Regions from separate parts of the Mus musculus genome. Here region 2 is linked to region 1. The links are chromatin contacts, found by Hi-C or POLR2A ChIA-PET in ENCODE. All regions are on one chromosome and are shown on one strand. The core of a region is the stretch at or near the end of the contact, and the rest is flanking DNA. Distances in the headings are between cores, read along the strand shown.

The links. A loop is a pair of places that touch in the nucleus more often than their neighbours do. ChIA-PET counts read pairs that join two places held with the same protein, here RNA polymerase II (POLR2A).
Region 2: a loop to region 1 is called in a map of Patski, with 2.2 times the contacts of the local background. The contact joins the promoter of F12 here to the promoter of Rgs14 in region 1. A Hi-C loop is called at or near these places in 1 of 37 maps with a recorded cell type or tissue (Patski). POLR2A ChIA-PET finds 5 or more read pairs at or near these places in 1 of 5 experiments (Patski).

The regions. Positions count from the first base shown.
Region 1 is chr13:55,367,327-55,371,417 of GRCm38, reverse strand. It overlaps Rgs14 (regulator of G-protein signaling 14), which reads right to left and starts at 1,686. Exons shown (of 15, transcript NM_016758.3): 1 at 1,482-1,686. The coding sequence starts at 1,526.
Region 2 is chr13:55,424,416-55,428,506 of GRCm38, reverse strand. It overlaps F12 (coagulation factor XII (Hageman factor)), which reads left to right and starts at 1,703. Exons shown (of 14, transcript NM_021489.3): 1 at 1,703-1,795; 2 at 2,147-2,204. The coding sequence starts at 1,739.

The DNA of each region.
Region 1 (4,091 bases), core at 437-2,936:
GAGAAGCCACCAGCTGACACAGGAAGGACAAGCTGGGTCTATCTCCAGCCCTCTCAGCTGGTGTGTGGTTCTGGGTTCTGTCCCAGAAGCATCAATCCAGCTATTCTTTGCGGGGAGGGCCTGGGCTATTTCTCCTTGGCCCTGTGGCCAAGTCACCTAGAGAGGAGCAAGCCAAGTGCCATGCCCACCCAGCGTGGGTGCAGGGGGATGGGCTCTCCACAGACTTTCTAAGTTGGGTTGGTGGTAGAGGAAGTAGGGTGGGGGCTGAGCCAACTTTTGGAATTGGTCTCCCTTCCACCCAAACAGCATGGGGCGTCAGCAAAGGGCTTCCCGACAAAACATGAGAACTAACCTTGGGAACTGGAAGGCAGAGGTGGGAACTGTTTAATGAGATAGAAGATTCTTAAAGAGGGGATGAAAGTACAGGGGTTATCAGGATAACCCTTCCGTAGCCTTTACAATGCTCAAGTGTCTCATATTCATTATGGCACTCAGCAAACAGGACATTGATCAGTTTCTATTTCATTTTACTGATGACGAAACAGGACAGGATCTTTCTTGGGAAAAGACAGCAGAGCTAGAACTGGATCCCAGGTCTCTCTCTCTGGATCCCAGGTTATTCTGGACCCACTGGCTTTATCCCATGGTTCTAGGCTGGGGCCTTAAGATAGAGGTTACCAGGACACTGTTTGGTCCCCCTGGAGTGATCCTGCTAGGTGAGCCAGGTCCCTAAGGAGAAAAGGGAGGCTCAACACAGCCTGTCCTATTTGGTGAATGAAAGAAGAGCCAGAAACTTGGAGACAACTCTAGTCAGGAGTTAAACAGCCTGGAGAAGGTCTAATGGGTTAGGGCTGCAACCAGGGCATCCTATACTAAGTTGCACGCACACACACACACACACACACACACACACATACACACACACACACCCTTCCTGGAAGCTAGGAATAGACCAGACAGAGCTGATCTTCCTGTCCTGCCCTTACTGACCCGTCCTGGGCTGCCCAAAGAACACTAGTTCTGGCAGGCTGCCTCTGGAGCAGGTTGATGCAGTGATCCAGCAAGGGCTGCTCTTAAAACCTTATCTTGGGCACTTAGAGCGTGAGATGAAGAGAGGAGGGCTGAGGGCCTGAGACATAGGGCTTGAGAAGTTTTAGAAGTGACCACTGGATCTCCAGGCTACTCTGTAATCAACTTCAGTAATCCCAGTAGCGGATGAGGGAGCAGCGAGTCCAACCTGCATGTGGAACCAGAGACCTAAGTCTGCTGTGTTCTGGACTAATCCCTGGGGTTGCACCAGACTCCTAGCAGGGCATCTGGAAGGGTCCTAGGGTGACAGCACCAGGTCCCAATGCCAGCAGCTGTCTGTACCCAACTTCTCCAGCCTGCTCCTCTGCAACCCTGCTGGGTGTGCCTCCTGGACTCCACCCTGGGTGTGCCCACCCCCCTCCCTGTGGCTCTGGCTCAGAGCCCACACTCACCATGCGCCCGTTGGGGACACCCAAGTGCTTGGGCTTCCCTGGCATACCGCCGTTGATCACAGGTCCCCTCCACGGGGGGCCACCCACCACAAGGATCGCGGAAGCACTCTCTTGGGGTGGCAAGCAGGCAGTGGAGAGAGAGAGCTCTGCTCCTCCGGGCCCTTACATCCTGAAACACCAGCTCACTACCTCTTTTCTCTGCCACAGGAAGTGTCTCTATAGAAACCAAACCACAGAAAGAAGCAAGGTCTAAGAGAGCGAATGTCTCTTCCTACTCTCATACACACACACACACACACACACACACACACACACACACACGTTCATGCACACACACATGCCGCCAACGCACCCTCGGTTGCACACCATGCAAGCACCAACAGCCAGCAGGAGCCTCCTTTTGCCCAGCGAGGTACCTGGAGTGTTCAATCTGAAGGCTCCAAGGATGTGTCAGCATGCTGAAGTGCATGCTCATACAACTAGACACTTGTGGAGCAGACAGTCTGGGGGGGGGTTCCATGGACATGGGGCATGTGTTCCGAGTCCTAGGCATCCACAAAAGTGCATTGTTCACTACTCATTTACCTTCTATGTCCCAGGCTTATGCATGCTTAGCAACCCTAGCTCAGGCAGTTTGCATGCGGAGACTGCTGCCCCTAGGCTGTCATCTGATAGCCAGGTGAGCAAAGAGGTAATCACATCACCTGTGTGACCATGCATGTGGGCATGCTGTGTCACGAGGGCACCTGAATCTTCAGGCATACACACTCGAATCTGGGCAGGGTAGCACATGTATGTAATGCCAGCCCTTGTGAGGCAGAGGCAGGAATAACAGTTTGAGGTCAGACTTAGTTACAGGAAACTCAATCTGGATCTATACTATGTCTGTATCTATATCTAAATGTAAACAAAATAAGATAGATAGTGTATAGTGCCTTGGATGGGTGCATATGATAGGCATGCCTATGTATAGTCAGACACCCCAGGGGCTGGGTATGCACACATGCACTGAAGGGTAGGAGAATGGATTGGGTATATCCATACCAAAGAGGTAAAGTAAGCCATACTCAGTAGAAAGCCCACCTCTGTGCAGAACTGTCTTAGCTCAGACTCCAAAAAGCAGGTGGAGCTCTTTGAGTGCAAGGCCAGCCTCATTTACATATCAGCCAGGACTACATAACGATACCTGGTCAACAAACAAACAAACAAAGGAAAACAAACCGGGCTGTAGAGATGGCTCAGTGGTTAAGAGCACTGGCTACTCTTCCAGAGTTCCATTCCTGGTCACCACATGGTAGTTCACAACTGCTCCTGACTTCAGTTCCAGAGGACCAGATGCCCTCTTCTGGCCTCTGAGGGTACCAGGTATGCAGATGGTATACAGACACCCAGGCAGGCAAAACGGTCATACACATAAAAATAGTTTTTAAATTATTAAGAAAAAAAAATGCCATGTGCTGGGTGGCCGGGACAACAGACGCTCAGTTCTCACCATTCCGGAGGTGGCACGTCCAGGCTCAAGCCCTGACACACTTGTGCTCTGACGAGTCATGGCTTGCAGACGGCCATCTTTTTGCTGTGCCCACGTGTCAGAAAGCAGAGAGATAGGGAGCATACTGTCTCCTGTCCTGTTTTATAAAGGACACTTGTCTCATCATATCCGGTCCCTCTCCTGCGTGATATACTTTCCGACCAAAGGCTCCACCTCCAACATTTCTGAATATTAATAAAATGAGTGGTTAGCCTTTCAATATGTGTAAAGGGAAGCATTCTTTGAAAAAGTTTGTTCCTGGGCTGGAGAGATGGCTAAGTGGTTAAGAGCACTGACTGCTCTTCCAGAGGTCCTGAGTTCAATTTCTAGCAACCACATGGTGGCTCACAACCATCAGTAATGGTGTCTGATGCCCTCTTCTGGTGTGTCTGAAGACAACAATGGTGATGCACTCATATGCATAAAATAAGTAAATCTGAAAGAAAGAAAGAAAGAAAGAAAGAAAGAAAGAAAGAAAGAAAGAAAGAAAGAAAGAGAGGGGGGGGAGAAGGAAAGAGCGAACGAACAAAAGAAAGAGTTTGTTCCCTAATTAGCTTACTGTATGTAGGCACATGATCATGCTGTGGCCCAGAGGCCAGAGGATAACTTTTAGGACTTGGTTCTCTCCTCTCACTACCTGGGTCCCAGGGATAAAATGCAGAGACCATCAGGCTTAATAGCCTAAGGACGGGTGCCCTGGCTGGATATAGAAGATGGTAAGACCCTAGAGGATCTTGGAGCCACAAGAGGAGAGAAGCAGGGTCTATGCTCTGGTGCATGGGGGTGCGACATCCATCAATCTGGATCACCGGCTTTGGATGATTCAAAGAGCCCTCAGAGGTGACCGTGGTACCAGTGTCCATACCAGAGTCCATCTGTTATATAGCAGCGACCACAACTGTAGTTTATTTATCTCTTTCTGGATACTTTGTTCCTGCCCCCCCCCACACACACACACATAGGGAGGAATTTGAATTGTGTAAGGTTGGGGTTGCTTTAGGGGCTGAAGAGTAGCAAAGATGATCTTATTAAGGCTCATATGGACTGGGGATGTAGTTCATTTGGTAGAGTGCTTGCCT
Region 2 (4,091 bases), core at 454-2,953, 57 kb before region 1:
ACCACTGGCAACTCTGGAAGCCCAGGAGGGAGGGAGGGAGGGAGGGAGGAAGGGAGGGAGGGAGGGAGGAAGGGAGGGAGGGAGGGAGGGAGGGAGGGAGGGAGGGAGGGAGGGAGGGTTGGTTCCTACTGAGCAAAATAAATGCTGGGTAGAAAAAGCCACAGTGTCCTGCTCCCCACCTTCTGCCCAGCACTTCAGCTGTAAGACAAGGCAATGCCCTTTGATTTAGCACTTCACTCTGGAAAGAGTACAATTCTGAGATGACAGCGAGATCATCATCCCTGTGTATTTCTGCCTGCTCCCAGTGACCCAAGTTGACCGTGATTGAGGTTATTTTGTAAAATATTTCCTTGAGGCACCGGGAATCAAGGCCATGCATCCTAGGCGAGCATTCTGCCACTGAGTCTCATGCTTCCACCGAGGAGCCACATCCCCAGTCCTTTTGTAAGAGAATTTGCCGATGTAGGTGGCCATGGTGGCACAGGAAATTAGGGAGGCTGAAGCAGGCAGGAGAATCACAATTAAGTCAACCTGAGAAACATAGTGTCTCCAGAGGAAAAGAATTTGCAACTGTGATTAAGGGCCCATATTGAGTCTGGCTACACAGCCCTGACTAACCAGAACTCACTGTGTAGACAGCTGGCTGGCCTCGAACTCATACAGACCTACCTGCCTTTGCATCATGGCAGTAAAATCATGTACCGCCATGGACTCTCACTCTGTGGGAGTATCCTTGATGGGCCTGACCCAATCGGATGAGCCCTGAAAAGGGACCAGAAGTTTCCTGGCAAAGCAGACACAGTGTGAAGCAATTCAATGCAGGGACATTCTCTGCTCCACCCTCTGTTTTATTGCTTTTAATTCTTAAAATTAATTTATTTATTCTATGTACAATGTTTTCCCTCATGCATGCCCATGCACCATGTGCATGCCTGATACCTGCAGAGTCCAGAAGAGGCAATCAGAACCCCTGGAATTGGAGTTATAGACAGCTCTGAGCCCTCCTGTAGGTAGATGGGAATAGAGCCTGGATCCTTTGGATCTAAAGTCCATACCTGCTGAGCGACACCTCCAGCCCTGACACTGGCTTTAAAGTTAGAGGAAGTAGGTGGCCAGAAATGTAGAAATCACACGTAGCCGTGGTCGACAGCTGAGAAGAAGCTGGGACATCTGTCCTGCAGCCACATGGAAGTGAGTTCTGACCAGGACCTGGGGGGGGATCTCACTTTAGAGGCTCCAGAGACTTCAGCTTGAACCTCAGCGTTCTGATGATCTGGGCAGAAACTCTAACTATGCAGCACCAAGTGTTTACCCATGGGTCTGTGCATCCGTAAAAGTAGTTTTGGGGGGCATTGTTTTAGGGTGCTCAGAGTGTGGTAATTGGTCACACAGCAGAAGGAAGCTGCATGAAGGAAGGTCACATAAGCATTCTGTAAGATTCTGAAAGCAGGTTTTGTCCCATCATTCTTACCTTACCCTCAACAGGACCTGGAACACCATCCTAGTAAAGTCAGGAAAATGGAGGGCAGGAACCTAACTCTTCAGTCCGCTACTCCCACCAGTGACTCCCTGCTCAAAACACTTCTACAGCGCTGTTCTGCTGGGTCTCCCATGAAGCCCTTGCTCCTCAGACCCAGGAGCAAGCTTGACCAATCTCTACCTCTGAAGCTTCTGAGACCTTTGCCCGCATCTATTGATCCTCACTCCTGGGCAGGCAGCGGGGCCATCGGCAGACGCCATGACGGCTCTGTTGTTCCTGGGGTCTCTGCTGATGAGTCTGGATCTGACACTTTCGGTGAGGACGGTGGACACTGGGATTGAGCCAGAGTGGCAGTGAGGGGTCCCTGTTCCGGATTTAGCCTCTGCCTGTCACCTGCTAGTTCAGGTGACTGAGAGACTTGTGGTGGGGGTGGGGGTTGGGGGAAGGCACAGCTAGCCCAGAAGATCCAAACAAAGGAGGTAGCAGCCCATGCTGGTGGATGTGAGGACACAGGCTACTTTTGTGGGGGAGTCAATGAGAAGAGAAAGGAAGGCTACACTTTGTGAGGAAATCCTGTACTTTGGCGAGGTGGCAGGAGGTTGAGGCCTATAGGATCAAGGGAAGTCTAACATTGTGGGCAATGTTCCTGCCTTCTCTCTCCTATAGGCTCCACCATGGAAAGACTCCAAGAAATTTAAGGACGCACCTGATGGGCCCACAGTGGGTAAGTGATCTGGCCTCTTTTCCTAATCTACTCTGTGGGGATGGCTGTGCTTTAGCCTGCGTGGTCTCAGGCCTCTGGAGCAAGGAGGGATCCTGAGCCAAGCTGTTCCGTTGACATTTAAACCTGGGTGCCTACAGATTCAGATGTGTGCCCGGAGTGCCAGGCTTGGGCTGTCCTGGATGCCTGTGTTAGAGCCTGGCAGGTACTCTGTAGTGTTGGAGATGATGTCATCTGATGATGTCATCACACCTGCACACCAACAAGTGCTCGCCAGTTTCCCCATCTTCCTCCCTTTCCTTTCAACACTCCTGGAGAATGTCAGACATAACCGGTAGAGTTCAGAGCTTCAGTGGGCGATGGGAGCCAGAACAGAGCTTTAGACTCACCCAAGATCACAGACACCCCAAGTTGTCTCCAAACCCTAACTTTCTCACTTGTGAGTTTACTCTCTGCTTCATTTTTCCCTGTCTGAAAAGTTAGACGGGTTGCTGAGGAGAAAGGGTTCCTCATTGTTGTAGATGCTGCTGCCAGGAAAATGCCCTAACATGTTAGCTCTTAGGCTAGGGCATAGCTCACTGGCAGAGCACTTGCCCAACATGCACGCACACACACCTGGGTTTGGTCTGCAGCACTGTGAGGGGAAAAAATTCCTTTTTTTTTTAATTTTAAAGAAAAAATTCTTTCTTAAGCTGGAGAGATAACTCAGAGGTTAAGAGCACTGGCTGCTCTTCCAGAGGTCCTGAGTTCAATTCCCAACAACCACATGGTGGCTCACAACCATCTATCTGTACTGGGATCTGATGCCTTTTTCTGGTCTGTCTGAAGACAGCAACACATATAGTAAATAATTAATTAATTAAAGAAAGAACAATTCTTTTTTAAAGATTTATTTATTTATTTTATGTATGAGTGTTCTATCTGCATGTACACCTGTATGCCAGAAGAGGGTATCAGATCTCATTACAGATAGCTGTGAGCCACCATGTGGTTGCTGGGAGTTGAACTCAGGACCTCTACAAGAACAGACAGTAGATCTCAAATGCTGAGCCATTTTTCCAGCCCAAGAAAAAAAATCTTAACTTTTAGTAAATTTGACTTAGGTGAAGGGTTCCACCCCCATCCTGCCCCAAACCCTGCTATAGGACTTGTGAGTACAGAACTCTACCACAGTGAGCCTTGTCTGTGGGGTCAAGCTGAGGCTTGTAGTGTGATGTCTCTCACTGAAGCCCAACTCAGTGTGACCCTCCAGGCTTCTGTCCTAACCACTCTAAGCCAATCAGCTGCTGTCCCTTTCAACCTGACCCACCATGGCCCCCTGTCTCCAAGTTCTAGGACCCTTCCCTCTCTCTATCACCCTGTTGCTAAATTGCCACTAAAAGGAGAAAAGAAGAAGAAGAAGAAGAAGAAGAAGAAGAAGAAGAAGAAGAAGAAGAAGAAGAAGAGGAAGAAACAAAACACATTTGTTGAGCACCTACTGAGTCCTGGACTCAATGTCCCAAGCATTGCCACTAAGCCTCACGGTGTTCCCCTGAAGTAGACAGTGATTTCTTTTTCATTTTCTCTTTGAGATTATAATATAATTACATCACTGGGCAGTGGTGGCACATGCCTTTAATCCTAGCACTTGGGAGGCAGAGGCAGGCAGATTTCTGAGTTCGAGGCCAGCCTGCTCTACACAGTGAGTTCCAGGACAGCCAGGGCTACACAGAGAAACCCTGTCTCGAAAACAAAAACAATATATATATATATATATATATATATATATATATACACATATATATGTGTGTGTGTGTGTGTATACGTATATATATATATACACATATATATATACACATATATATATACATATATATAATCATATCATCCCCCTCCCTTTCTTCCCTCCAA